Linked DNA regions of Homo sapiens: regions 1 and 2 are each linked to region 3. The links are chromatin loops, found by intact Hi-C in ENCODE. Cell type or tissue: Calu3. All regions are shown on one strand. Links, peaks and the distances in the headings refer to the core of each region. The heading gives the core; the rest is flanking DNA.

Region 1 (10,466 bases), core at 1,613-9,612, 300 kb before region 3:
ATGCTGGGATTACAGGCATGAACCACCACGCTCGGCCTTTATTTCTTTTTATAGGCCATTTGCTTATACCTTTTTTGAGGCTATAGTGTTGGGAGATAAAAACTTATAATCATCATATCATTTTTGTGATTTAAGCTTATTGTTATTTCAAAGTGATTGCCTTCATCTTTAGAAATCATTTGTGTCTCAACGTTTATTTTAAGAGATGTTAACCTAGGTAATTTCAATTTTTCTTTAGCATGTTCATGGCATGCATTATTTCCGTATTTTTACTTTCAATCTTTCTGTATTTTTATCTTTCTGATGTATCTCTTATAAACAACATTTAGTTGGTCTTTTTACTAATCTAGTCAGAACATCTTTCTTATTACCTGGAGCTTTTAGTCCACTTACATTTGATATAACTAATGATCTATTTGGATTTATATCTATCAAATTATTTTTTGCTTTTCATTTGTCTCAGCCATTCTGTTTCAATTTGTACTCTGTTCCATGTTTCTTCATTATTTTAGAAGGATTTAATTTATTTTATCATTCCATTTTCCTCTCTCCTAATTTGGAAGTTATGGACTTTGTGTCTAATCTTTTAATGGGTATTTTTGAAATGGCAACATGCATGCTTAACTTATCAAAAATATTTTGATCATATTCTTACTCTCCTGGAGAACTATTAAATCTTAGAACACCAAATACATTTGCTCTTCTCCTGTGATAGAGAGATAGATATACTTGCGATGATTTTTGTTTGTATTCTGTTCTTTTAGGCCTACAAGGCATGATAATTATATAATCAATATTAGACTTTTTACTTTGAATAGTGCTGAACTTAATCTTCCGTCACCCATAGCTCAGGAGGCCATGAAAATTCAAATTGTGATTCCCCAGGTATAGTAAATACCTTTAGTTCAGAAGTACTATTAATGCTCCGCTAAATCCCTGGGTTTCAGTTTTGACTTATATTTTGGCCTGGAAATTACTAACTCTTTTGTTTGCTCTTTGCAGCTCTTAAGATCTTTTGAAGATTTCATTCAACATTTTTTTTTTAAGGCAGAAGGGTCAGTCAAGATACTTACTCTGCTGTGTTACCAGCAGTAAACTTGGCTTTGTCTTCAATTTTTTTTACACAGAGTTTCACTCTTGTCTTCATTTATACAATTTTATTTCAGCCTCTTTGTTACATTTTTCGGCGCATCTGCTTCAACCATCTTTTAGTCCTTTATTTCTGCTTCAATTATAATTTTGTCTCAGTAAAGTTTATTTTCTGTCTCCCTCCACAGTCATGTCATTTGTGTGTCAAGAAGAAAAAAATAATGACCCTAATCAAAAATGCCTAAGAGTAATGCTAGCAATGCACTCAAATCAAGGAGAAATTCATAAATTACAACATGAAATTAGACAATGAACCAGTGCCCTAATCTGCTGAAGTCCTTGAAACTGTCCAGAGATCCCTTCAGAATCTCAACAAAGGTACCTGCCTACCTTTGTCATCTTCTTCTAATTAAACCTGCTTTTCCTTAAGTACCACAGACATTCAAAGGAAGCATAAAAGTCTCATTTTTTCAATTTTATTCCAACAATGTAGTTTTATACTACTTTTATACTGAAAACTCACAGTGTTGCAGTTATAATTTGGTTAACTCCAGTAGAATATTTTGAAATCGCACAACCACCCTGCATAATATTTTGGTGTACTAGACATCTGACTTATAGATGAATGTCAGGTATGTAATCTGTTTTTAAAATAGGGCTCACTTTTAACTTAGTTTTAAGAAATGTATTAAAATAATGTTATAACCCCATTAAAGGACATTTTTTAAAAGACAATATTGTTAACCTTTAGTACAACTATTTTCCTTTCCCTTCATCTTCTTCCAAACATTATTTATATACTTAGAAAATTTGTCACTGTAATCATAATAAATAGACAACGCTGCATTCTTCTTTTGAAACCTTCCAGTGTTTCATAAACACTCCATATTGTTACAAAATTTCTTGTCTAGAATTTCAATGTTGGCTTTCTATTCCACCAAGCTGATATAATGTGCTTGATAATTTCACTATTGTTGGACTTTTTAAGTGATTTCAATATTCTTCTCATTGTAATATTATAGATGTATTTGTTCTTATATCCATTTTTTTGAATTATTGCCTGAAGATAAATTTATAGAGGTGAGTTTACTGAGTATGAGGCTGGTAACACTTTATGACTTTTGATACAAGTTGAGCCCTAAAAGTGTCATACCATTGTACAGTCGCCCCTCAGTATCTGCAGGAGCATTGGTTCCAGGCCACCTGTCAATACCAAAACCTGCAGATGCTCAAGCTCCTTATATGAAATGGCACAGTATTTGCACGTGACCTACAAATACACACACCCTGTTGTATACTTTAAATCCTCTCTAGATTACGTATAACACCGAATACACTATAAATGTTATGTAAATAGCTTTTTTTTTTTTTTTTTAGAAAAGTTCTTGCTCTGTTTCCAGGCTGGGGTGCAGTGGCATGATCACAGCTCACTGCAACCTCTTCCTCCCAGACTCAGGCTATCCTCCTACCTCAGCCTCCTAGTAGCTGGAACTACAGGTGTGCACCACCATGCCTGGCTAATTTTTGTATTTTTTGTAGAGATGGGCTTTTACCATGTTACCCAGGCTGGTCTTGAACTCCTGGGCTCAAGCAATTTGCCCATCTCAACCTTCTAAAATGCCGAGATTACAGGTGTGAGCTGCCGCTCCTGGCCAATATTGTGATACTGTATTGCTTCTCAATTTGTATTATTTTTATTGTTGTATTGTTATTTTTAATTTTTTGAATTTTTTTTGACGGAGTCTCGCTCAGACTGGAGTGCAGTGGTGCGATCTTGGCTCACTGCAACCTCTGCCTCTCAGGTTCAAGCTATTCTTATGCCTCAGCCCTCAGAGTAGCTGGGATTACAGGTGCCCACCATCACGCCCGGCTAATTTTTGTATTTTTAGTAGAGACAGGGTTTTGCCATGTTGGCCAGGCTGGTCTCGAACTCCTGACCTCAAGTGATCCACCTGCCTTGGCCTCCCAAAGTGCTGGGATTACATGCGTGAGTCACCGCACCCAGCATTTTCTGAATATTTTATTTTGTATCTGCAATTGGTTGAATCTATGGATGCAGACCCCACAGATATGGAGGGTGGACTATATTATGTAATGACACCAGTAGCTGATGGGTTTCCCTTCACAGCAATCTAAAATTAATTTTTTATTGAATAATGTGCATAAATGGTGCATTTACTCAGTATATGTTTATTGAGCTCCTAATGAGTTAGGCATCATGCTAGGTGCTGTGGACACACTGAGATGAATAAAATATGGGCGCTGCCTAGGAGAAATTCACAATCTCCTGGGGTAGATAAGGAGAAAAGAATGTGGTAAGTGCTGTGATGACAGAGGTGAGTATACATTTCCATAGGAATAAAAACGAGGAATGGATTCAATAGATGAGCTTACCTGTTTTTCTAGAACGTAGGCAGACTTGTGTGAGTTGGTTCCTACAGAATACATAGGCGTTTCCCAAATAGAGAAGGGGCACCTTATTTTAGTTTTTTTGTTGGAATCTACATTCCCTTATTTATTACATGCATTCCTAACATGTTTGCTTGCTTGCTATAGTTTCTCTTGTAGGATTACTGGTTTGTTTTATTGTACTGTAAAGTAGAATTAATAGTATTATAATATTTATGGTAACTTAGTATCACAATGAAGCAAAGCTAATAAATACAATAATGCCACAGCGCCATTTGCTGAAAGATAAAAGAGAAAAGAGTGTGATGTTGAGTTGAGAAGTGAAGGTGTTTGTAGGAGAGCATGATCACCTATGTCTGAAAGAAAAGTGATTCTCCCAGGTTAACTTTCCAGGCAAACAGAGTCATTTTGACAATGACTTTCCAAAAAAGACAAGTATACTTTCTTCATAAATCCATATTCAGTTTAGTCGCAGTACTAGGTTTTAAAATTTATTTTATAATTTTAGAATTCACAAGGATTCACTTATCCTTGAATTGTGGCAGAGTAGTTCCCAAGCTATCTGGCCCAGGCTCGTGAGCCCGGTTATCATGATCATGGATTAATGTAGAAAGAGCATGGACTTTGGAGTCAGTCAGACTTTGGATTCAAGTCCTGGTTTAACCCCTTACACACTGTATTACCTTGTTCATGTTTCCGCTTTCTCAGAGGCTGCTTACTCATCTGTTAAATGGGGATTAATCATACCTATCCCTATGAGACAGCATTAGTGTTCAATTAGATAATGCGTATAAAGTATTTAGCACAGCACATGGCACATGGCAGGCATTCAGTAAGTCCTCGTCATGTTGTTGTTGTGATTGTGGTCACTGGGTTGAAAAGATGAGACATAAGTCTAAGAAAGGCTAGTTCTGTTGTAACTTACTGATTATAACATGAACTAATTAAAAAATCCTGGCAAAGGCTCCACACACCACAAAATGGGAAAAATTGTATTATGAATTAAAGAGTAATCTGTTAAAAGATAATGGAAAGGTAGCAGCTCTCAAGTGCTTTTTGGGCAAGGAGAGATATAGGGTGCTATTCCCACCCTCTGGCAAGCTGAATAAATCCAGAAGCCAGCAAGCCAGAAAAGTGTTTTTTCTTTTCATCAACCAACCAATATTATGTTTCAAGTGTGTGCTTCAATAATATCACGTTTCCATTTTCACACTGAACAGAAACTCGGGAGCACTGAAAACCAGAGGTGCAAGGACTGGCCCTTAAGGCCCTCAAGCCCAAGCCTCTCATTTTCCAAATGAAGATACAAATGTCATCGTTGACATCATCTTGCTACTTAGTGGAGATTTGGCTCAGAGGGGAAAAAATTAGACTTTCTTACTCTCTGGTCCGTTTCCATTGGATCAGTGGTCTCCAATCTTTAGAACCACAAAGAGGTTGAGAATTAGTTGGAAGCACCATGGAGCATTTGGAAAATGGACTGAAAGCAAATTCTGGGTGTGTTTTGTTGTGGTTGTTACCAGGTGGGGATGAGCCCTTTTTGTTTAGAATCTCTCGAGTGTGTATCCCCTGACAAAGGCTAGTGCTAAAAGGAACATACATGTGAAGAGGCCACTTAGCATTACTCTCCTCGCTTCAGTGAGACAGCCATTACTTTTCATTAAATAAGTAATATTCTGAGCAATCCACCTACTCATCATTAAAGGCCATTAGTAGCTACTCTTTGTCAACATAAACCTTAATGGAGCCCTAGCAAGGGTTTTACTAAAGAGTTGCTAATTTTCAAAGGGAAAATTAGGAATACTGGAAGCAGAATTTCGTTTTCCCCTAAATCTCTTCTAAATATCCTTGCCTTTCCCCTTTGCCCTGGAAAACAAAGCAGCCACACAGTAATTATGGTGAGGCTACAGCAAGAAGAACCTCTGCTCTGGGTCTGCCCTTCTGTGGTGCAGTTCAGTCTTTGGTCACAGGGGAGCACAACTGATCTCTCAATTGAAAGCTCACAAAATACTCGCTGGCTTCTCTGGTCTTTTTGCACCCCAGTCTGCCCAATTTGAGGGCCAGGTCATTTAGAGTGATGAGGAGGCAACTAAACAGTCCTTCTTCAAGCCAAACAGACCAATTCTTATCTGTCCCAATATTTCAGCAGGGGAGATTTTCCTAGGCTAATTTGAAAATGCAACTGCAGAATGAATGGATTTGGATTGGCCGTGGCACATTGTATTTAATCTCCTGGTGGTAAATCTGCTTAGTGGGGCCAGAGAGGTCCTAGTTAACAAGCATAGCAGATAGGTAAGGTGGCCTACCTAGATGACTTCTAGGTAAGAGGGGTGAGAACTCTCTCCCCACTGCCACTTTTTCCTCACTCACCTTCTCTTCAATCATCCCATTGATTTAATTAATATCCTCTTTTTGAATTGGAAATTCCCTTAAACTTTGCAAAGCTTAATGTAAATTGGTTGAGTAGATCATTCCAAAAGTCCTAGCATAAACATTGGTGCTATTATTTGGCTAGAAATTCAGACAAAAGTAGGAGAAAAAAAATCAGATAAAATTAGAGCAAAACAAAATCAAACAACAACAAAAAAAAAACCCTTAAACTTCATTGTCATTCACAAACCCATAGAAAAACATACTTTATTTCCTTGGCCATCTGGCTGTTCATCAATTTAATTTTTGGCTTTGACATCATAAATAACAAAGTGGGTGACTTTCGATAGATCTTTTTTCCTTTGCTGGGGTCAGGATTAGGAGATAATCCTGAGACTGTTCATTGTATATTCTCAAAGCATGTAGACATTAAATGCATCAGGAGGCAGGGCACTTTGTGTTAGCCAGAAGACAATTCCAGTTGCAAATGCTTTTTAATTAACAGGGGCTTTGTATCAGCTTTCCTATCTACCCTGCTAGAGTTTCCATATCTGGGCAGGTGCATCCTGTTGTGTATTACTGAACAACAAAGGGGAATGCAAGGGCAGGGGCACTTTAGATAATTATGACTGGATGAGTGCATGCTTCCTCGCTCTCTGGCTCCTGCTACTTCTGTTGCTCCTCTGGCTGAATTCCCCAAGAAGTCTCCTTTAAGCAAACTGCAGCTCCAGTTGCTTGACTGATTCATTCATTCATTCATTCATTCATTCATTCATTCAACAAATGTTTACTGAACTCTGCTCTGCGCTAGATACTGTGCTAGGCCGTAGGTATATAGTGATGAACAAGGAGCATTCACCATCTAAAGTGGAAGGTAGTTATTCATGAAAGCAAAAAGGTAAAAGTGAGATGGATATTTTAATTCTAGAAGTCTTGGGAAATTGTCTCACATGGATTAACCACATCTTCCTCCCAGTAGTGTCTCTTTCTCTGTCTTCATGGGCCTACCTCACCAATGAAAATGGATTACCCCACTCTAAGATGCCATGGAATCCTAGAGAGGATCTTGCTGCCAATCCTGCCCATAATTTGATGTGGCAAAGAGTTCTACTAAAGCCAAGAGCTGGTAGCATAATAGATCCCAGATCAGGACTACTGGCATACAGTACACAAGCAACTGAAGTTAGCATATGGGTTCAGAATGGGGCAACAGTCTTCTTAGTTTCTGATTTTCCTACTTGGCCTCATCAGGAGACTCTGATTTTCCTACAGGCCCCATATCTGGGGCCAATCTTGACCTAGAGTGGGGAGAGGGGCTGATTGGAAGAGAGTGAGAAGTTACACATGGGATCATAGAATTTCAGAGCTGATAAGACACCCTGTAAGAACCTTGATGCTCGTAGCGTGGTCCATAGACCAGCAGCACCGACATCACCTGGAACTCATTGGAAATGCAGAGCCTCAGGCTCCTTATCAGATCTACGGAATCTGGATCTTCCTTTTAACAAAATTCCCAGATGATTTGTACACACATTAAAATTGGAGAAACAGTGCTTTAGATTAGTAATTATCAAACTTTTCCCTTGACAATCACACATTAGATGATAATTCTGTGCAGGACACATTTCCCTGAGTGTGGCCAAGGTCATGAACACTTCCTTACTGTGAGTGACAAATGATAAGAGATCATTGCAGTACACCAGTTCCATATCATGGTTAAAACAACTGATGTATCTTAGCCTCTTTATTTTATAAATGAGTGAATTTCCTGGCATCTGCACTATAAGCTCATGGCACAGCTGGGACCAAGAACCCAGGTCTTCAGTGGTCCTGTGGATCAGTCTTGAGTCAGTGGCTTCCTGCTGTTCCCTTATGACCCAACTCCACAAGCACTGTGTTTTTGTCATTTGTGTCTCAGGTTCAAGGTGCCAGCCACTAATATCTATAGACAGCTAACATGACTGTTTACCCACTTATCTTTGGCTTTGAATCTTATCTCTGTTGGTCGCAGCAAGGCATTTTCCTGCCTGTGACATCCTTTCATCTATAAGGACAGTTCTTGTCTGACCCTGACCACCCAGTTACCCTGCATGTAACTTTTGGGCCCTGGGCTCTACATTGAACTCTGTGAAGAGCACACATTGCCTAGTAGTTTGCTTTGAACTAGCCATGTGGACTCATATCTCCATGTCAACATCCCCTATAAAGTAGATTCCACAGTGAGGTAACCATATTTCGATTTTTCCACATTCTGGAGCCTGCCTGAGCTCTGGATTATAAGTCTAGATTTTTCTGTTGGGTCCTATCCAACTTCTATCTACCACCTTTAAAGTTAGATCCTAACCACCTTCTCTTCATTTCAAAGAATGTATTAATACAAGCCACAGAGATAAAGAGAAAAGAGTCTGTAAAGCAAAGATGGACTGAATCTTCAAATTAACCCAGGGTGGGGAGAAGTTAGAGAGAAAGGTTTTCCTCTACCAAAGAGGAAAATAAGAGGACTTCTTCCCTATGTTAAGAGTGTAATTCAATATCACCCAGACTGATTTAGTACTGAAATACTAGATTCTTCTTCAATTGTCAACATTTAAAAGAGAAGGTCATTTAGGTAGATGATATCTTAATTCTAAGACAATTTATTTCCCTTCAGTGTTGATATTTTTGTGATTAATGAGGAACATATTCCTGAATACATCTCTAAGAAACATGGCAAAGTCCCTTAACAACTTCACTTATCTCTTGGGGACCAGGGCCTGCTCCAGGCAACATGGAAAATAGGTGAATCTGATTGAAAACATCCTCCTCCCATAATTACCTCTTTTCGGGTTCTTGACATTTTGAGTAATGATCCCCTTTTCCTTGTTTCTCAGTGCTTTCCCCCTCCTTCTTCTCTCCCCTAGCAAAGAAGAAGTAACCTGCTAAATATATCCAATGTCATGCAACCCATTACTAGAGTATCTGCATGTTGAAAGACCCATAGGGAAGACAAAACTTAGCCCTAAGGAATCACTGCTCAAGATGGAACCTGAGCCATCAAAGATGGGGGAGGCCTATTGGCAGTGGGGTTTTCAGGCACCCTTCAGGTCCCATCAATAGTTGCTTGCCTGCTTTTCCCATGGATAAGGTCAGCTCTGAAGAAAATGACACCTGCCCCTGCCTTGCCTCATAAAGGGATTAGTAAGGATGAAATTAGGTCAGGGATGTTAAAGTGCTTTTTACACAGATCAAATCAGGGTTTTGATTTTTCCCAATCTAATCTAGACACTGCGTTGGGGTCGGTTTCTGCTTCAATCTCTCCATCTTTCAAAATGAGAATACCGTTCTCTTGCACTTCATGCAAGGCTACTGGGTGGGAAGGAAAAAAACGTGTTTACTGTAATGTCCACTGGATCAAAAATGAGTGAGATGATTGGCTTAATGGGACCAATGGCACTGCAGAAGGAACAAGTGGCTGTTTCCAGCCTGCATTTCAAATTAGTTTTGAGATAAGCAATGCCCAGGCAGTGAAAATTTGGTACCTTTGAACTACTTATTAGAGAAATCAATCCTCCTCCTGTGTTTAATGGCTTAAGGAAGGAAACAGTTCCACTTCATTATAAGAACAGACTTCCAAGCCATTTACCTGATTTCTTGTCTCAAAATTTACCCAAATGCTTTCTTATGGCAAGGGCAGTGGCTCTATGGTATTGTTTTTGATAGTGTGGTCTTCAGACCAATTGCATTAGAATCATGTGCTTATTACAAATGCAGATTCTTGGCTCATGCATATTGCCAAACTACCAATTCAGGATCTCTTGGCGTGGGCCCAAAGAAACCATATTTTAAACAAAAAAATAACTCTCTGGTATACCAACATGTAGGACCCACAATCATCAGTGGATTGAATTCCTCAAATATGCCTATCGTGCAGTGGCTCTTAACCTTGGCCATACACTAGAATCAACTGGAGGTTTAGTTAAAACACACACACACACACACACACACACATACACCTATGGCCAGCCCCACTCCAGAGCAATTAAATCAGATTTCCAGTGTGTGTGTTGAGGGGCGGGTAAGGCCCTGGCATCTGCATTTTAAAAGCTTTTCAGGTGATTTTAGGTATGCACACAGGGTTGGAAACCACTGATATGGGGCCATCACTGGGCTCACTCCTCCACCTTCCTTGAGTCACAAAGGAACTACTCAAGGGCACTCACAGCACAAATTTCCTGACTCCTAGCCCTTCTCAAACTTCTTTGGTGCTGATGCATTACAGGTCAGAAGAATCTACAGAGCACTTACTATGCACTATATACTGAGGAAGTCAGCAATGAACCAAACAAATGGACTTGACAGGAGCCCACATTCTAGTGGGAGAGAGATCCAATCACAAAAGTAGAAGCAGCATGAATCTCTCTAGAATCCTCCTATTGACTCTGCTGTTTCATTGAAATAAGGACTTTGGTCTCCCACACTCCAAAGAACTACTTCCTTATAAGGTTCCTTTGATTAACCCTCACCCCATCTCTGTGTTCAAAACATCCTTTAAAAGACCCAATTTTGAGAATTGCTAGAAGGTATTGTAGTTCTTAAGATGTTTTGGAGCTGTGTGAGTT
Region 2 (10,466 bases), core at 1,337-9,336, 320 kb before region 3:
TCAATAATCTTCATCAAATCTCATTAAGTTGTACAAATTCTATTTTCATTATGCCTGGTTCAATCTTGTGACTTCACTAATATTAGTAAGATTTAATGATGCCTAACTGGGCCTAAGAAAAGTTTAACAGTTTTTGTGACTTAAAAATGCTCTACTGGATTTCATGTAACTTATAAGGACCTGAGAAGAACAGTCAAGTCTTAAAAGAGAGTGCTACACCATAGCTTGATAGGACCTAACCAGCCAACTAGAGCCAATCTTAATCAGCCTTTTCATGGATTCATCCAAAACACAAGATTGCTTTTTTTTTTCTCAGTCCTGAAGGCGGTCTTCTGTCCCTGAAACTACCTAGAGTAGGATTACATGTTCATCAAGGCCCTTGAGACCATATGGCAAAGACATTATGAATTCGGTCAAAAAGATGGATTCTGGCTTCACAAGGCTGAACACATAGGAAGGAAGTTGAAATAAGGAGCCTGAACACTGATTAGTTAAGATGAATAGCATTTATCAAGGATAAGCTTGAAGGCTGGGCACTGTGGCTCATGCCTGTAATCCCTGTAATTCCAATACTTTGGGAGGCTGAGTGGGGAGGATCACTTGAACCCAGGAGTTCGAGACCAGCCCAGGTAACATGGCGAAACCTCTCTCTACAATATAGATAAAAATTAGCTGGGCATGGTATTGTGTGCCTGTAGTCTCAGCTACTCAGGAGGCCGAGTCAGGAGGATTATGTAAACCTGGGAGGTCAAGGTTGCAGTGAGCTGTGATTGTGCCACTGCACTCCAGCCTGGGTGACAAAGAGAGACCGAGACCCTGTCTCAAAAAAAAAAAAAAAATGGCTTGACCTAAGAAGCACTAACAAGCATCAGTAAGTTGTCCAGTTTCCCATCCCTTCCCAGTGTCCACATGCTTTCTCCAAACTCCCAGGACCTTGGCATATTCCCAGCACTCCCACTCTAAGGCAGGTTTGTATGTAGCCCACCTGGATGGTCCCAATGTCTTCTTAACTATCCTTCTGTCTTCAGCCTCTTTCTTGATCACCGGGCTCATCTTCCTAAAACTTTCTCAGAACAGAAGCTATGAGCCTGTGGCTTCAGAATCCTCCCTGATGTGGTTCAGAAATGCAGATTCTCTAGGCCGCACTGCAGATGATCTGAATCAGAATCTCCCACCTCAGCCTCCCAAGTAGCTGGGACCACAGGGGCAAGCCACCACACCTGGATAATTTTATTTTGTGTTGAGACAGGGTCTTACTATGTTGGCCAGGCTGGTCTCAAAATCCCGGGCTCAAGTGATCCTCCCACCTTGGCTTCCCAACGTGCTGGGATTACAGGCATGAGCTGCCAACCCTGGCCTGGAAGCATTTATTTACCTAGCTCTAGCTTGCTGATCTAGCGTCCAGCTTCTGGTAACTTGATTTCTGTCTTGTAGCCCATTCATTTGACAAACCTGTGTTGAGCACTTTACTGTGAGTTAGGGCCAGTGAAACAGGAAGCCAGGAGGGAGGTCAGAGAATACTTATTAAGGAAGTGATTCCCAGCTGTATCCCTTTCCTGGGGCCAAGAGCCCTGCTCTAACCCCCTCCCCCCATGAATGAAACAACCTGGTGTTGAATCTCCAGCTGTCTCCTGCCTTCTTGAATCTTGAATCTGCCTTCTTGAATGTCCAGTTGTCTCCTGCTCCAGAAGCTCTGTGGAGGATGGTTTTGACAGTTTAACTTGAAGCTACTTAGTTGGTCCTATTCTTGAATGGAAATTTCTGAACTTCAGGCACTGAAACAGTTATTACAGCCCCACACCACTAAGGGAAGACAGTTCTTATTCAGCCAGGAGACTTCAATGCCAATATATGCCCATCCTGACCAGGTGTGAAGAGTCTGACTCTTGATGCTAATTATAATGATGATGATCTATACCATTTATTAAGTGCGTACTGTATGCCAGGTGCTCTTCTTGGCCCTTCATATAACAGCAGCAGTGGCAGTTAATATTTGTGGAAATTACATTATAGTTCAGACAGTGTACTAAGCCTTTTTATGCATCACCTCATTTTGTTTTTTGTTTGTTTGTTTTTTTTTTTTTGGAGAGACGAGGGTCTCACCATGTTGCCCAGGCTGGTCTCAAACTCCTGAGCCCAAGCAATCCTCCTGCCTTAGCCTCCCAAAGTGCTAGGATTACAGGCATGAGCCACTGTGCCTGGTCTGCATCACCTCACTTAATCTTCACAACCACCCAGTGAGGCAGGAAAAATTCTTTCCCACATTTTACAGAGGAATATGCTGAGACTCAGGAGAGCTTCATTAACTTGCCTAATACTTTAGAATCAAGCCTAGTTCTAAATCCAGAGTGCAGTATCTTCACCTTATTCATGATTTAAAACATTTTATTATGGAAAGATTCTATCTGCAAAACTAGGGAGAACAGCATCATGAACCTCCTTTCCCAATCACTCAACTTCAGTAATTATCAACTCAGCCAATCTAATTTAATCTGTGTCCTCACTAATTTCCCTACAATCTGTAATATATTAAAGCAACTCCCGGACATCATCTGTATATATTTTGTTATGTATGTATCTCTGAAAGAAGCTTTATTTCATTTTTCTAAAAACACTTGCAGGTAAACTTTATTATCTCCCCATTATACAGAAAAGTAAATGGAGGTTCAGGGAGGAGTGTCTCAAGCCACATAACTAGCAAGCGGCAGGTCCGAGTGTCACACCCAGGTTTGTCTACCTCCAAAGCCTTTGCTTTGCTGGTGTTTTCTTTGCTAAAACTGGAGCTTTCTTCTATAGCAAAAACTTCTTCCAGGACAGCACTGGGGAATGGAGGGCCTTGAGCTCCTGATACTGCCAAGCTAGGAAACCATTCCTGGCTTCATTAATAATTAACAGCGGGTTCTTTTCCAATGAGGAATATTCACAAAGCAACTGCCTTCTTTCAGGTTCTTTGGACATTGGTTCTTTCCCTGCTCAGTACTTGGCCCTGGACCTGAAGATAGCCAGTTCACATTTTTTGGGAGGGAATTGCCTGGTACCTTATCCTTGGAGAGGCAGCTTGGGAGCCCCTGGTCCTTGAACACAGTGTTACTACACCCACAAATATTCTTCAAGTGTTCGTAAATGAAAGCGGACAAGCTTGGCCCTTGGTGTCAGGGTTTTTGACCAATAATTCTGTGTTTTGCTTTCCACAGGCCTAATTCCTGGTCCAACTGGAGGGCATTAGATAATACTTTTAATGTTCAACAAAATAGTTTGGTCTCTCTGGTCTGAGTTGGGCCCTCTGTGCTTTATATATTGCATTTCTTACTAAAAACCATCACTATACACAGTCTCTACACTGTACTTTTGTAAATCGAAGAGAGAATGTGATCTCCACACTTCGTGGGTGGGATACATCTGAAGCAGCAAAATTTCTTTTGAAATCATCAAAAAGCATTTTTAAAGCTTCTTTCAACTCCGACACCATCATACAAACCCATGTCAAGTTTCCACCCCTCTTTTTCCATTTTACCTTGAGGTCCAGAGAGAACAATTGACTCGCCTAAGGTCACACAGGGAATTAGTGGCAGAGCTGAGACTAAATCTCAGGTTTCTCTGTGGCTAGTGTTCACAGCACTACACTAATGTTTTAACAAAATATTTTTTAAAGGATTTCTATCTTACTTTTCTTTTGCACACTCTGTTCCATTTCCTAATGGAATGGATTTCTATTACAATAGTATAGTGGTCAAGAACACAGTCTCTGGAGCCAAATTTTGGGGGTCCATAGTCCTGGCTCCACCACATATTAGCTGTGTAACCTGAGGTAAGTCACATCATCTTTCTGAGCCTTACTTTCCTCATTTCTAAAGTTGAATTTATAACAGTATTCACCCCATAGATTTGAGGGAATGATTAAATGAATTAAAGCATGCACCGTATTTTAGAGCAGAGTTCTGGTGCTTGGCAATTTAATTGGATCAATAGTGGCAAACATTTCCAGCACTAAAGCAATTGATTATTGTTTTTGACTAACATGTTTTATTCATTCAGTACATTTTTATGGAACACCTACACTGTTTTTCTCAGTAGGGTTTTACATTATTTTCCCCATTCATTGTGTTCTGATAGGTTACCCAGTAATTGAATTCACCATAGCTAAAAGGAAATGCTTCTACCTGAAATCCCTGCAGAGACTAGATTTCTTTTTTGCTGGACATTTTCTCTCATTCTCTTCTCATAGAGTCTTGTGCTGCATTTTACACATAGTGGGCACTTTTTTGGACAGAGTAACATCTGCCTGAAGTTGGCAGATGTCTTTTTTTCTGGTGGATAAGAACAATGTCAATGTTGATTCCCAACAATGCCTACTAGTTAATGGATGCATACGGTGTCCTCGTCTCTGTCCTTCGGATTCCTTGTGTGTTGCATACAGCATTGGCAATATATACATCAACCACATGCTCTGCATTTTCCATGGCAATCACAGTTTCTATCATTTTATTCCACTGTGTATCTACATGCTTCAGTATTTGTCCTGAAAAACTAGGGAAATCTGTAGTATTAGTACTAAATGTTAATTTTTTTGTGTATTTCATTTTAATCCCTGGCGATGCATAATCAATGAAATGGCATCTTTGTAAATAAAGCACACCCAGTGAATATCTTCAAGCATCATTCCTAATTATTTAGTCTGGCATTCAAGGCCTTTCATGATCCGGCCTCTGTTGACTTGCCTGTCCCATCGCTTAACACTTGCCTCTCACACTCCAGGTATGAGCCATGAGGAGCTCTTTGAGTTCTCCTCTCTTGCCATCATCTCTCATTTCACCTCTAGACATTTTGCATGTGGTAATCTCTGCCTTCCATGCTATTCCTTATCTGTTTCACTCTATTATTCTCCATTATCAGTGAATGCTCCTCCACTCAATAATACACACACACCCCCCTCACACACATGCACACATACACAAATATGCATGCATGCAGATACACCATCTTAGCCTAGTTAATCCCTACTTCGCCTCAGACCCTGCTCAGATGTTACCACTTCTAGCAAGTCTTCCCTGACCTTCCTGAAACCGAATTTAGTTTTCTCTCCTCTGTGCCCCGCTCTCACTGTGTCAGCTGCCATCCCAGCACTCATTCCAGTAAGGTAAGGAATAGTATTTTGTGTGATGAATTAGGATCCTATCTGCCTTGACTTAAGTACATTTTCCAAAACTTGGTAGGTGTGTGTGTAGTTTTGGGAGGTAATAAGTAAGACTGCCTGTGGCCATTTCCGTCACTCATTCTCATGGCCACTCATTTGTCTCCTTTACTAGATTGTTGGCTTGGGGAAGGCAGAGAGGTGGACTATGCCAGTCACCTTCATAGAGCCACACCTTGTGCTGTGCCTTGGTAGTCATTCATTCATTTATTCACTTATTTCACAAATATTTACTGAGTCCCTAACCTACTACATGCCACGGTCTGCTCATGCCGGGTATTCAGACATGAATAAAAGAGATGCAGTATCTGCTCCTGTGGAGCTAATAGTCTAAGCATTGGAGACTGATGTTAATCAAAACATCTTCCAAGCCAATTAGAATGCCAAACCATGCTAAGTGCCACGAATGAAATATATAGAGGAAAGTGATAAAGGGTAACAGAGAGAGTACATTTAGGTTAATGGAGGAAGGCTACTCCAGGAGGTAACATTTAAATGGAGACATGAAGGATGAGAAGAAGCTGGCCATGCAAAAAGGCATGCTGTCACAGGAGAGGAAGAATGTTTTAGATACCCAATACAGTAGTGGCCCCTTATCCATGAGGTACATGTTCTCAGACTCCCTGTGGATGCATGAAACCATGGATAGTACCAAACCCTGTATATACTATGTTTTTTCCATCTGATAACTGAGATGGCTACTAAAGTGACTAATGGGCAGGTAGTGTCTACAGCATGGATCCACTGCACAAAAGGATGCATCATATCTTAGGCAGGATGGGGCAGGAAGGCATGAGATTTCATCACACTCCTCAAAGCAGTGTGCAATCTAAAACTTATGAGTTGTTTATTTCTAGAATTTTCCACTTAATAGTTTCAGACTGCAGTTGGTCACAGTAACTGAAACCATGGAAAAGGAAACCACAAATAAAGTGGGACTACTATACCATGTTTATTGAATGAATTAATCAATGAGTGATGGAGATTGAAATGAATTCTGTTGCAAAGGCTTTTGTCATGAAGGATCACTCATAATAGAATTAGTCATCCCTGATCTCCATGTTTTCTATCTTGAGTTTCCTCTGCAGTGGCCCTGGGCTATCAGCAGGCCCATATCAATCCTCCGGCTGGTGGTTCTTGAGGTTATGGAGTCATTTTCAGCAGGGGGCGCTCTATCTCAGTCATCCACGCAGCTCACTTTCTAACAGGCCCCAGTGCACATGATCCAGCATACTGACCCCTGGTCTTGGGCAGCCTCCCAACTTAGCAACTCCTCCCGAGGAGCTCTCTTCAAGCAATAAACAGCCTTTCATGTGACTAATTAGGATGTTGTCCTACCTGATTTATGTACACTTTGAAAAACTTGAAAGCAAGTAGTCATGTCCTTGGAGGTGATAAAGTAGAGTGTTTGTGGTTCTTTCTATACACAGTTAGATATTAGATCCTTGGTCAGGAAGATTATCTGACAACACTTTGAACCTCTCTTACAAAGCTTATCACATTTTGCCTTACATTTTATTTTTGTGTGCCTAACTTATCTCCCTTACTGAACTGTAGATATATTCTTTAGGGTAAGAATGTGCTTTTTAGACACTATCCATCTCCCATTATTGACTTGCCCATAGCAGACACTCAAGACATATGTTTGGATTAAATTTTTTCCGAGAGGAAATTTATGAGGCCTTGCTTCATTGAAGTTATATTCTTGGAAAAGCTTCACTAACTTCAAGGGCAGCTCATGGTGTGGTGGGTTTTCTTTGTGTGAGGCCCTTCCATAATGTGGCTGTATCCATCAGGGTTCAATGAGAGAAACAGAACTACAAGTATGCACGCTTAACTATAAAGAGATTTGTTTCAGGAATTTGAAATCACGTAATTGTAGGAGCTGGTTAAACCATCTTTGTAAGGTAGTTTTTGGTGTCTGATGTTGAAGCTTGACATCTACAGGATGGGCAGTTGGGAAGTGAAGATGGATGTAAAGTTGGGGAAAGCAGGAACCCAATGGAAGCTGCGAGGATTAACTGAAACGCGTGTTAATACTTGCTGCCTTGACCTTGATGTCACAGGCGGCCAGCAGAGACTAGGACACTGTTACAGAGACCAGCACACACACACACCTGGCCCAAAAGTTGGAGAAGGAGAAAGAGGATACAGGGAGAGATGGAGCAGTTGCAGGCCCAGCCATGCCCTGACACCAACAGAGGGAGCCAGAACATAAGCAACAAGGTGTGTGAGCTGCAAAATTGTTGCTGCTTCCCCTCTACCTTCTGAATGGCCCCCAATAATCTGTCTTGTGGACAGATGATTAGAGTGTGGACACTCTAATCAAAACGTACAGGAGAAGGGCCAGGCACCATGGCTCAGGCCTGTAATCCCAGCACTTTTGGAGGCTGAGGCAGGCGGATCACTTGAGGTCAGGAGTTCGAGACCAGCCTGGCCAACATGGTGAAACCTCACCTCTACTAAAAATACAAAAATTAGTCAAGTGTGGTGACACGCGCCTGTAATCCCAGCTACTCAGGAGGCTGAGACAGGAGAATTGCTTGAACCCGGGAGGTGAAGGTTACAGTGAGCTGAGATTGCACCACTGCTCTCCAGCCTGGGTGATAGAGTGAGACTCCGTCTCAAAAACAAACAAACAACAACCGAAAGAAAACATACAGGAGAGAGAATGCTGGGAAATGTGGTCAAGCCTACCCAAGTTGACACATTACAAAGCCAAGGCAATGGCCTTGACTCAGCCCTTACTCTTTAGAGCTTGTGAGTTGTCAAATGCTCCATACTCCCTTACAAAAGAAGGCAGTGACCTGTTTTCGTCAACACTGCCTGAGTGTGTCATATATTTCTTGTTTCACTGATCCAGCCTCAGTCTACTTTGACGGAAACTCTGTTAAATATGTCACATCATCATACACCTCAGAGACATACCATTTTACTGACTTCGTAAGGTGATTTCCATCTGTAGTGTTTAAGCTGATTTTTGTTTGTTTATTTGTTGCTATTGCTTTTAATGAGGGCATTACTTTGGGTCATTTTTACTGCTGAAGCAAAATATGTCTGTTTCTGTCAAAATCACTTCAGAAGCTATGTAGTATTACAGGGGAATTCTTTTAAAAATCAAATACAGAGCTGCTATTTGGGGAAGATGATATCGATGATTGAAGGGAATAGGACCTTTGTGCAGTATTTATTCTGGAAGTCCCATTATCTGAATTTCAGGATTTCTGATTCAGCCTTTAAAGCCGGTTGAGGCATTGAGGCAGTCCTGACAGGGTGTGTAGGCACATACACACACACACGCACACACACACACACACACACACCCTCTAAAAGAGAGAAAGATAAGAAAATACCATGGATAAGCTTCGCTAGCATTGCCTTTCCTTTCTAATTTGGTGGTTGGAAAGAGGCAAAGAGGAGACAAGATGGTGATAGACCGGTTGCAAGGTTTCAGCAGAGGGGACCTTGGCAGGCTGCCTACGAGCAGCGAGTGTGCAGTTTCCAGGCATGGCCACAGGATGGTGCAGTGACTGTGCAGATGGTGTATGGCACCAGGAGGGAAATCAAGGCCCTCTAAATATTCAGTGTTCTTGTTCTTGTTTTTCCATATGGGACCTAAACATGGGGAAGATAGCAAACATGGAAGAGAGCCAGGAAATGTAAGTGTTTTACCAAATATCATCCACAGTGTTTGAGAATAAAGAAAATCTATTTACACCCATCCTTGGCACTGAAATCCTGGTGAAGGGGACCGGGTATGCAATCTGTAAATCTGTCAGCTAATTATGAGCTCGGTTTTGTCAGTTATGCAGCAAGCTACTAAACTGTGGTGCATATTGGCACTTTTTATATGACAGATTCTGTTCCCATTGGACATGCGTGGTGGGCTATGGGTGGGATGGGACACAGATTTTTTTTTATCCTTCTTACTACAGACTTTTCTCTCAAGGCTGGATTATGAGGTTCTTTACATTATGCCACATAAATCCTGTACAGGGTGGTGAAAGAAATATCAGTACAAGATGGCTTATGAGTCTCAATTCACTGCAGCCTCAATCTCCTAGGCTCAAACAATCCTCCCACTTCAGCCTTCCTCCCGAGTAGCTAAGGGCTACAAGTGTGCCCTACCACTCCAGGCTAATTTTTTGTTATTTTTTATAGAAATGAGGTCTCCCTATGTTGCCTAGGCTGGTCTCAAACTCCTGGCCTCAATTGATTCTCCCGCCTTGGCCTCCCAAAGTGCTGGGATTACAGGCATGAGCCATAGCACTAGGGATAAAGATTGTTTTACGATGTTACAATACATGGAAGACAAATGATAGTCTGCAAGAAAATAACTATACGACATATGACAAAGGATTCACATCCATAATGTACAAAGAACTTATATAAACCCATAAGAAAGAGATAAACATACCAAATAAGTATAAGTCATTAAACAAGCAATTCACAGAAAAAATATAAACTAACATTTGAAAAGGTGCTTAATCTCACTGGATAGTGTAGGTATTGATAATGGGGAAATGCAGGTCCAAACAAAAAGCATTATTTTTGCCTCTCAGACAGGCAAAAATAAAAATAAAAAATAATATCCAGAGGTTTTGATAGTATCGACAGATACTGTCATATATCCTTGAGAGTAAATTGGAATAGCAATTCTGGATGGCAGTTTGGCAGTTTCTATCAAAAATTCGAATGCATATGCCAAGAAATTAGACTCTGAGGAATGTCTCCTCTCCTATAGAAATATTCAGTATGTGCCCAAATTTGTGTATACAAAGCCTTTCATCACAACATTAATTATACTAGAACAAAATGGAGAAAATGAGAATCAATCTAATTGTCTATCAATTAGGCCAGTAATAAATAAACTATCAATACCATAGGATATGCAGTTGTTAAAAGGAGTGAGGCAGAACTGCATGTGCTGACATGGGCCAATCTCTGGTCTATGTACTTAAAGAACTGTGTGTGTGTGTCTACGTACTTAAAGAAGTGTGTGCGTAAATATACAGAAACAGACCTGGTAGAACACACTCCAAACTGATAATACTAATTAGTTCTAGCTCTGCGGAGAGAATTTGAATTGCCAATGTGAAGGAACATTATCATATTTTGCCTTATATACTTCTCTCTATGTTTTTAATAATGAGCAGGTATTAACATATTATGAAATTTAAAAATAAATTTCTTTAAAAAGACATTACCAGGATTATAAGAGTTATTATTTCTCTTCTCAAAGCTTCACAGGTACCCAAATAATCCTCAATAACAA
Region 3 (10,466 bases), core at 1,157-9,156:
CAGATCACTTGAGATCAGGAGTTTGAGACCAGCCTGGCCAACACGGTGAAACGCTGTCTCTACTAAAAATACAAAAATAAGCCAGGTGTGGTGGTGCACGCCTGTAATCCCAGCTACTCAGGAGGCTGAGGCAAGGGAATAGCTTGAACCCCGGAGGCAGAAGTTGCAGTGAGCCAAGATCGTGCCACTGCACTCTAGCCTGGGTGACAGAGTAAGACTCTGTCTCTAAACAAATAAATAAATAAATTTTTAAAAGACCAAATTGAACTTCTAGAGATGAAAAATACAATGTCTAATATGAAAAATACACTGGATAGAATGGCAGAGTACACATTGCAGAAGAGATTCGTGAACATGAAGATATATTAATAGAAACTATCTCAAGTGAAACAGAAAAAAACTAAATAAATAGAACATCAATGAGCTTAGGAAAACAACAAGTGGCTTAATACACATGTAATCAGATCCCCTGAGGTGGGGGGAGCAGGGGCAGAAAAAATATATTAAGGAATAATAGCTGAGAATTTTCCAAATTTGATGAAAACTATAAACCCACAGATCCAAGCAGCTCAATTAACCCCAAGCCCAGGAAATATGAAGAATAGTAGAATCGGGCACATCATAGTCAAGTTGTCCAAAACCAGTGACAAAGAAAAACTCTTTAAAGTAGCCAGATAAAAGAGATATGTTATGTTCAGAAGAACATATATATAGGTGACAGCAGATTGGAAATTATGCAAATGGCAAGACAGTGGAGCAACACCTTGCAGAGGTTTGGAAATAAATCTATCAAAAATTCAGGGGGCTTCTACCTCAGTGAAATGTTTAGGGGCTAAGTGGAGTAGGGCATGTGGAGGAATCCCTGCGAAGGTAAAAAACAGATTGTTGCATCTTTCTCCTCCAAAAAGGAGGCACATCGCCTGGTGGGCCTCTTTGGATTTCAACGTATTCCTTATTTGAGTGTATTACTCCAGCCCATTTACTGAGTGACCCAAAAAGCTGCTAGTTTTGAGTAGGGCCCAGAACAAGGTCCAGGCTGGTATGCAAGTTGCTCTGCCAATTGGGCTACATGATCCAGCAGATCCAATGGTGCCTGAAGGATCAGTGGCAGATAGGAATGTAGTTTGGAAACCGTGTCAGGCCCCATAGGTGAATTGCTACACAAGGCTCTTAGGATTTTGGAGTAAAATCTTACCACCCTCAGCAAATAACTACTCTTTGGAGAAAGAGCTGTTTGTCTGCTACTGGGCCTTAGTAGAGACTGAATGCTTAACCACAGGCCACCACATTACCATGTGACCTGAACTGACCATTATCTGACCCACCAAGCCATAAAATTGGGCATGCACCAAAATACTTCATCATTAAATGAAAGTGATATTATTCTTGATTGGTCTGAACAGGACCTGAGAGCACAAATAAGTTACACGAAGAAGTGGCCTAAATGCCCATGAGCCTCATTCCTGCTACACTATCTTCTGTCTGTAAGCTTGCAGCTATGGCCTCATGGGGGAGTTTCCTATGATCAGGTCATGGAGGAAGAGAGGACCCAGACCTGCTTTATAGATGATTCTGCATGATATACAGGCACTATCCAAAAGTGGACAGCTGCAGGACTACAGCCCCTCTCTGAAACATCCCTAAAGGACATTGATGAAGGGAAATATTCCCAGTAGGCAGAACTTGAAAAAGTGCACTTGTCATTCACTTTGTTTGGAAGAAAAAATGGCTAGACATTATTATACACTAATTCATGGTCTGTGGCCAATAGTTTAGCTGGATGGTCAGAGACTTGAAGGGAACGTAATTGGAACATTGATGAGAAAGAAATTTGGGGAAGAGGTATGGGATAGATCTCTATGAATGGGTAAAAAAATGAAGATATTTGTGAATGCTCATCAAAAGGTGACTTCAGCAGAGGATTTTAATAATCAAGTGGATAGAATCACCCATTTATGGATACTAGTCTCTTTCCCAGCCACCTCTGTCATTGCTCAATGGGCTCATAAACAAAGTGACCATGGTGGCAGGAATGGAGGTTATGCATGGAATCAGCAACATGAACTTCTATTCAACAAGGCCAACTTGGCTATGGCCATGGCGGGGTGTCCAATCTGCCAGCAGCAGAGACCAACACTGAATCCCTGATACAGTGGCAGGCTGATTACATTGGGCCACTTCCATCGTGGAAGTTTTGTCCATACTGGAATAGACACTTACTATGGATAAGGATTTGCCTTCCCTGAACACAATTATTCTTTCAAAACTACCCTCTGTAGACTTACAGAATGCCCTATTTACCATCATAGTATTCCACCCAGCATTGCTTCTGATAAAGGAACTCACTTCACTGCAAACTGGCTTTTTAAAAACTCTGTTACAGCACCAGCCAGCTGGCAATACCTTGTAGGGCAAGGGGAAAGTTCTCCAGAAGGCTGTATATGCTCTGAATCAGCATCTTCAGATGGGGCTGTTTCTCCCATAGCCAGGATTCATGGGTCCAGCAATTAAGGGGTGGCAAAGGGAGTGGTACCACTCACCATCACCCCTAGTGATCTACTAGCAAAATTTCTACTGCCTCTTTTCATGAATTTATGGTCTGCTGGCCAAGAAGTCTTAGTTCCAAAGGGAGGAATGCTTCCGCCAGAAGACACAACAATGATTCCATTGAATTGAAAGTTAAGGCTGCTGCCTGGCCACTTTGGGCTCCTCATGCCTCTGAATCAACAGGAGGCAAGGAAGGGAGTTATTGTGCTGGCTGAGTTGATTGATTCTGAATACCAAGGAGAAATTGAACTATAACTCCACAATGTAGGTAAGGAAGAATATGTCTGGAATACAGAGGATCCCTTAAGATGCATCTTAGTATTTCCACGCCCTGTGATTAAGGTAAATGGAAAAGACAACAAACCAATCCAGGCAAGACTACTAATGGCCCAGACCCTTCAGGAATGAGGGTTTGGGTCATGCCTCCAGGTAAAGAACCACAACCAGCTGAGGTGTTTGCTGAAGACAAAGAAGATGCAGAATGGGTAGTAGAAGAAGGTAGTTATAAATTCCAACTACAACCATGTGACCAGTTACAGAAATGAAGACTGTAATTGTCAGAGTATTTCCTTATTTCCCAATGATCCCTACCCCCAGTGGTCCATTAGGTGGCTCCATAATATTCAGGCCTAGATAATCTCTAAGGTCCTTGTGAAGGAAAAGAACACCGTGTATTGAGTACCTACTGTGTCAGGTTGTATACTAAGCAGAGGCTAAGAGGAAAGATATAGCATTCTGTGGGGACGAGAAGACAGCAAATGGCGGGAAGAAAGCCAGATGGAAGGTGCTGAGGCAGAGGTATCCACTGTATCCTGGTAGAAAGACCTCAAGCCATTTGGGAGTATAAAGGGAGAGTTGAGAAGGGGAGAGGGTGGCATTGCTTGGCTTTGAAATGTGGCTGGCCAAGATGCTTGGGCACTGATGTGCTCTTGACAATTTGAAAGGGCTCTTGGATTGTTCCTACGTTCAGACTGCTTTTAAAGAGCTGTTTTGTATGGAGGCCTCTTTCATTTGCATGAAGTCATGCTCACCTTCTATAGGTGTTTCTCAGCTGTCAAGAGCTCTCCAAACCTTCTGGAAAGCCCTTGTGACAAAGGAAGTTGTGGGATGCAGAGGCCAGGTGCTCAGACTCCCATGAGTGGGTGGAGAATGGAAATAAAATGAATGAAATGGGTTTAGGATTGGAGAATGTCCAGGTCACTCTTGATTGAATCACTAGGGAAAAGCTGTAGTGGAAATAAGCCCCAGACTGATTTTTCAGCTCTACTTCATCTCCCTTCTGCTGGGCCGGCAACATGAGACTAATGGGGAAAAGCACGGCAGAGCAAAGAGGCTACTTCTTGGGGAATCAAACATAGCAGAAAGTTACCACCGTAAATAGAAAATAGATTGAAAGCATTTGAAAGTTTCTGTTCAGCATTACCAGGAATTAGCCTGGCATTTAAGAGCCTGTACAGTACAGTCCCAGCCTATCACTGAGTCTTATCTTTTACTTCTTATTGACCCCTACCCTCTACTTGTCAGGCCTACTTATTAGGCCTTGATCCCTGAATAATAATAATCTTTGAATTTCTCATCTCCCAGCTTCACCTTCACCCCCACCCATTGCCTTGTTTTCTCTTAGAGCTGTTGTTCCTCTGAATCCCTGTACCACTTGCCTACATTAGCATTTTTTCTTAGATTACCTTATCACACAATGCATTTATTCTTTTTCATTGTGTAAAAGTCTATATTCCCACCTAGATTCTAAGTGCCTTGAGAACAGGCACCATGTCCTATACCTCCTGTCTCCCTCCCCTTCCTCTATTGTGCTAGATCCACAATTAATGGATCAAAAATAATCTTCTGGTTGTTTTGTTGATTATTACAAGTATGTCATGAGATTGTCCCATAGGATTCTGCCTTGAATTTTTATATGGCCTTGAACAAGTTTCTGCTCCTGTCTTTGCCTCAGTTTCTCTATCTGTAAATGATTGGATTGGACTCGACGACATCTAAGAGTTCTTCAAGCTTTGATAGCAGATGATTCTACAAGTCCATCCTCAAAAAGAGGAAAGAGAATTGATCCAACTTACTAACAAAGCTGGGGAAGGAGGAAATATATTTGCATAAAAAATGAAACCAAACAACAAACAACAGCTGAAGGGGGAACAAAAGGGAATCTAAGGAATCTAAGGGCTAGGAACTTGTGTGAGAATTGAGGTAGAGGAAAACGCTAACCCTCTTAAAGAACAGGCTTTTCCAGCCCTGGGTGCTTTACAAACATGAATTTTCTTCTATCATGGAGAAAGAGATCCAGCTAAGTCTAGCACTTGTGTTAGCAACTGGTTGCAACGGCCTAAAAGCAGAATAATCAAATGAAACTCCCTACCACTCAGCAGTCAGGCACTCATGAATGCCTAGACCGAGTTAACAAAGTTCCCAGACACTGCCATCTAGTGGCAGTTCAGAAATATATTTGTGGCAATTCATCCTTGCATTCTCTGATGGAGCTGTCAGCATTTTGGAGAAACATGAACCAACCCAAGGATGAAATATTGGGCTAGTGAAGAATGAAAAAGTCCCCCGAGGGAAAGCTCGATAAGGAAACTAGGAGAGACAAAGACAGAGAAGGACAAAGACAAGGCCAAAGCAAGTGAGACAGAGCAAGACACAGTTATTCATGAAGCTAGGTGAAACTTTCACTGAAAATGGGGTAGGGAGGGGGAATTAACACAATCACTCAACCTGGCCCAGCATCTCAATCATAGCTTTAGAGAGATGGTGGTGGGAGCAGCTTCTGATATGCTTTATGTGCTTTTCTCCTCTCTTGTTCTCAATTTCTCCCCAATCCCACACTCTTTTACCTTGTCCGTATGTTCCTTCCCACATGATCACTCCATACCCAACTCCCTAAAAACAAAAACAAAAATAAAACAACAATAACGAAAGACCTTCTTGGGGTTGTAGATAAGTATTAGAGACTATGGATGATCACATGTTTGTTTTTAAAAAAAGTAATACCAAAGACGTCTACAGGTCTCTGGATACATCTCTACCTAAATATAAATGTGAAAGATCTTTTGTCCCATTACGTTTGCAGTGTTTTCTTGCTCCTGAGCTCCAGACCTACATTTCCAATTGCTTATGGGGCATGTTCATTTGGATATCCTCTGACTTTTCATCATTAAAATTTTCCCAAAACTGTCCCCCTCCTCACTTCTCCCCACACCCTGTCTCCATCCTTTGCTCCTCATTTCTTTGTCTGGTCCTTCAATCTCCCTAATGATTGAGACCACAAATCAGTCTCCCGCACCCTCAATATGCTCTAATTCTCCCTGGCATTAAGTCTTTGAGACTTCCTTCAAAGTTATATCTCTAAGATATCTCTTATTTTCTGTTTCTACATACACTGTGCTGGATCTGACCTCATAACCTCTCAACTGGAAAACTGAAATGGTTGTGGTTTCAGCATTTGTTATAGATGCCCAATTCATCCACTTTTCTTCATCTGCATTAGCAACAACCCAGTCACAGCCTCCATCATCTCTCTCACCTGTGCTACGACAATCATCTTTTGATTGGTCTCTCCACCTTCAAACTTATCCAACAAAGGATGTCCTGCATAAATAAGCATACCTTGAAGATATTGTGGATTTGCTTTCAGACCACTGCCATAAAGCAAATATTGCAATAAAGTGAGCAACATAATGTTTTTGGTTGCTGAGTGCATATAAAAGTTACATTTCGAAGTTCTAGCCACAGCAATCAGGCAAGAGAAAGAAATAAAGGGCATCCCAATTGGAAAAGAGGAAATCGAACTATCTTTGTTTTCTGATTATATGATCTTATATCTAGAATACCCTAAAGACTCCTCCAAAACACTTTTAAATCTGATAAATGAACTTGGTAAAGTCCCAGGCTACAACATCAATATAGACAAGTGAGCAGTACTGCTATGCACCAACAATGACCAAACTGAATGACAAATCAAGACTCAATTCCTTTTACAGTAGCTGCAAAAAATAAAATACCCAGGAATATACCTAACCAAGGAGGTGAAACATCTCTGTAAGGAGTATTACAAAACACAGCTGCAAGAAATTGTAGATGACACAAACAAATGGAAATACATCCCATGCTCATGCACTGGAAGAATCAATACGATGAAAATGACCACACTGCTCAAAGCAACCTACAGATTCAATGCAATTCCTATCAAAATACCAACATCATTTTTTCACAGAATTAGAAAAATCCCCTAAATTCATATAGAACCAGAAAAAAGTCCAAATAGCCAAAGCAATCCTAAGCAGAAAAACAAATCTTGAGGCATCACATTACCTGACTTCAAATTATACTACAAGGCTATAGTAACCAAAAGAGCATGGTACTGGTAAAAACGTAGACATGTAACTGATGGAACAGAATAGAGGTCTCAGGAATAAAGCCACATCTTACAACCAACTGATCTTTGACAAAGCATACAAAAGCATAAATTAGGGAAAAGATATCCTGTTCAATAAATGGTGCTGGGAAAATTGGATAGCTACATGTAGAAGAACAAAACCAGATCCCTATATCTTACCATGTACAAAATTTAACTCAAGATGGATCTAAGAACTGATACCATTAAAAATCTAGAAGAAAACCTAGGAAAAACTCTTCTGAACATTGGCCTAGGCAAATAATTTATGACTAAGACCCCAAAAGCAAATGCAACAAAAACAAAACTGAATAAATGGGACCTAATTAAACTAAAAAGCTTCTGCACAGCAAAAGAAATAATTATCAGATAGAAGCGGTTCCAAGATGGCTGAATAGGAACAGATCCAGTTTATAGCTCCCAGCGTGAGCGACGCAGAAGATGGATGATTTCTGCATTTCCAACTGAGGTACCGGGTTCATCTCACTGGGGACTTTCAGACGGTGGGTGCAGGACAGTGGGTGCAGTGCACCAAGCATGAGCCAAAGCAGGGCGAGGCATCGCCTCACCCAGGAAGGGCAAGGGGTCAGGGAATTCCCTTTCCTAGCCAAGGAAAGGGGTGACAGACGGCACCTGGAAAATCGGGTCATTCCCACCCTAATACTGTGCTTTTCTGACGGTCTTAGTAAACGGCACACCAGGAGATTATATCCCACGCATGGCTCAGAGGGTCCTACACCCACAGAGCCTGACTCATTGCTAGCACAGCAGTTTGAGATCAAACTGCAAGGCGGCAGCAAGGCTGGGGGAGGGGTGACCGCCATTGCCGAGGCTTGAGTAGGTAAACAAAGCGGCCAGGAAGCTCAAACTGGGTGGAGCCCACCACAGCTCAAGGAGGTCTGCCTGCCTGCCTCTGTAGCCTCCACCTCTGGGGGCAGGGCATAGCCAAACAAAACGCAGCAGAAACCTCTGCAGACTTAAATGTCCCTGTCTGACAGATTGGAAGACAGCAGTGGTTCTCCCAGCACGCAGCTTGAGATCTGAGAATGGACAGACTGCCTCCTCAAGTGGGTCCCTGATCCCCGAGTAGCCTAACTGGGAGGCACCCCCTAGTAGGGGCGGACTGACACCTCACATAGCCGGGTACTCCTCTGAGACAAAACTTGCAGAGGAACGATCAGGCAGCAACATTTGCTGTTCACCAATATTCTCTGTTCTGCAGCCTCTGCTGCTGATACCCAGGCAAACAGGGTCTGGAGTGGACCTCCAGCAAACTCCAACAAACCTGCACCTGAGGCTCCTGACTGCTAGAAGGAAAACTAACAAACAGGAAGGACATACACACCAAAACCCCATCTGCACATCACCATCATCAAAGACCAAAGGTAGATAAAACCAAAAAGATGGGGAAAAAACAGAGCAGAAAAACTGAAAATTCTAAAAATCAGAGCACCTCTACTCCTCCAAAGAAATGCAGCTCCTCACCAGCAACGGAACAAAGCTGGATGGAGAATGACTTTGACGAGTTGAGAGAAGAAGGCTTCAGACGATGAAACTTCACCGAGCTAAAGGAGGAAGTTCGAACCCATGGCAAAGAAGTTAAAAACCTTGAAAAAAGACTAGACGAATGGCTAACTAGAATAACCAATGCAGAGAAGTCCCTAAAGGAACTGACGGAGCTGAAAACCATGGCACAAGAACTACGTGAAGAATGCACAAACCTCAGTAGCCAATTCGATCAACTGGAAGAAAGGGTATCAGTGATGGAAGATCAAATGAATGAAATGAAGTGAGAAGAGAAGTTTAGAGAAAAAAGAATAAAAAGAAATGAACAAAGCCTCCAAGAAATATGGGACTATGTGAAAAGACCAAATCTACGTCCGAATGGTGTACCTGAAAGTGACGGGGAGAATGCAACCAAGTTGGAAAACACTCTGCAGGATATTATCCAGGAGAACTTCCCCAATCTAGCAAGGCAAGCCAACATTCAAATTCAGGAAATACAGAGAATGCCACAAAGATGCTCCTCGAGAAGAGCAACTCCAAGGCACATAAAGATCAGATTCACCAAAGTAGAAGTGAAGGAAAAAATGTCAAGGGCAGCCAGAGAGAAAGGTCAGGTTACCCACAAAGGGAAGCCCATCAGACTAACAGCTGATCTCTCGGCAGAAACTCTACAAGCCAGAAGAGAGCGGGGGCCGATATTCAACATTCTTAAAGAAAAGAATTTTCAACCAGAATTTCATATCCAGCCAAACTAAGCTTCATAAGTGAAGGAGAAATAAAATACTTTACAGACAAGCAAATGCTGAGAGATTTTGTCACCACCAGGCCTGCCCTAAAAGAGCTCCTGAAGGAAGCACTAAACATGGAAAGGAACAACCGGTACCAGCCCCTGCAAAAACATGCCAAATTGTAAAGACCATCAAGGCTAGGAAGAAACTGCATCAACTAACGAGCAAAATAACCAGATAACATCATAATGACAGGATCAAATTCACACATAATAATATTAACCTTAAATGTAAATGGGCTAAAGGCTCCAATTAAAAGACACACAGTGGCAAATTGGATAAAGAGTCAAAACCCATCAGTGTGCTGTATTCAGGAAACCCATCTCACATGCAGAGACATACATAGGCTCAAAATAAAGGGATGGAAGAAGATCTACCAAGCAAATGGAAAACAAAAAAAGGCAGGGGTTGCAATCCTAGTCTCTGATAAAACAGACTTTCAACCAACAAAGAACAAAAGAGACAAAGAAGGCCATTACATAATGGTAAAGGGGTCAATTCAACAAGAAGAGCTAACTATCCTAAATATATATGCACCCAATACAGGAGCACCCAGATTCATAAAGCAAGTCCTTAGAGACCTACAAAGAGACATAGACTCCCACACAATAATAATGGGAGACTTTAACACCCCACTATCAACATTAGACAGATCAACGAGACAGAAAGTTAATGAGGATATCCAGGAATTGAACTCAGCTCTGCACCAAGTAGACCTAATAGACATCTACAGAGCTCTCCACCCTAAACCAACAGAATAGACATTCTTCTCAGCACCACACCACACTTATTCCAAAACTGACCACATAGTTGGAAGTAAAGCACTCCTCAGCAAATGTAAAAGAAGAGAAATTATAACAAACTGTCTCTCAGACCAAAGTGCCATCAAACTAGAACTCAGGATTAAGAAACTCACTCAAAACCGCTCAACTACATGGAAACTGAACAACCTGCTCCTCAATGACTACTGGGTACATAACGAAATGAAGGCAGAAATAAAGATGTTCTTTGAAACCAACCAGAACAAAGACATAACATACCAGGATCTCTGGGACACATTCAAAGCAGTGTGTAGAGGGAAATTAATAGCACTGAATGCCCACAAGAGAAAGCAGGAAAGATCTAAAATTGACACCCTAACATCACAATTAAAAGAACTAGAGAAGCAAGAGCAAATACATTCAAAAGCTAGCAGAAGGCAGGAAATAACTAAGATCAGA

The links. A loop is a pair of places that touch in the nucleus more often than their neighbours do. Peaks named below come from ENCODE experiments on the same cell type or tissue, not always from the same donor. Only the 100,000 strongest peaks of a DNase experiment are listed, where the experiment ranks them.
Region 1: it touches region 3 in a loop (13-fold over the local background); 31 of 110 quality-filtered maps call a loop at or near these places.
Region 2: it touches region 3 in a loop (7-fold over the local background); 80 of 110 quality-filtered maps call a loop at or near these places.

Annotation. Positions count from the first base shown.
Region 1 is chrX:132,588,059-132,598,524 of GRCh38, reverse strand. No RefSeq gene overlaps it. Among named protein-coding and RNA genes, the nearest start is that of HS6ST2-AS1, 74 kb to the left of the region's middle. In Calu3, for the core only: a CTCF peak has its summit at 5,456; a DNase peak (open chromatin) is centred at 5,454.
Region 2 is chrX:132,611,428-132,621,893 of GRCh38, reverse strand. No RefSeq gene overlaps it. Among named protein-coding and RNA genes, the nearest start is that of HS6ST2-AS1, 51 kb to the left of the region's middle. In Calu3, for the core only: CTCF peaks have their summits at 6,328 (motif pointing right) and 8,723 (motif pointing right); DNase peaks (open chromatin) are centred at 6,363, 7,373 and 8,693.
Region 3 is chrX:132,287,485-132,297,950 of GRCh38, reverse strand. All of the region lies in intron 2 of RAP2C-AS1 (RAP2C antisense RNA 1), which reads right to left. Among named protein-coding and RNA genes, the nearest start is that of RAP2C, 73 kb to the right of the region's middle. RefSeq lists an enhancer at 7,039-8,238. In Calu3, for the core only: no CTCF peak of the experiment used is centred there; a DNase peak (open chromatin) is centred at 4,950.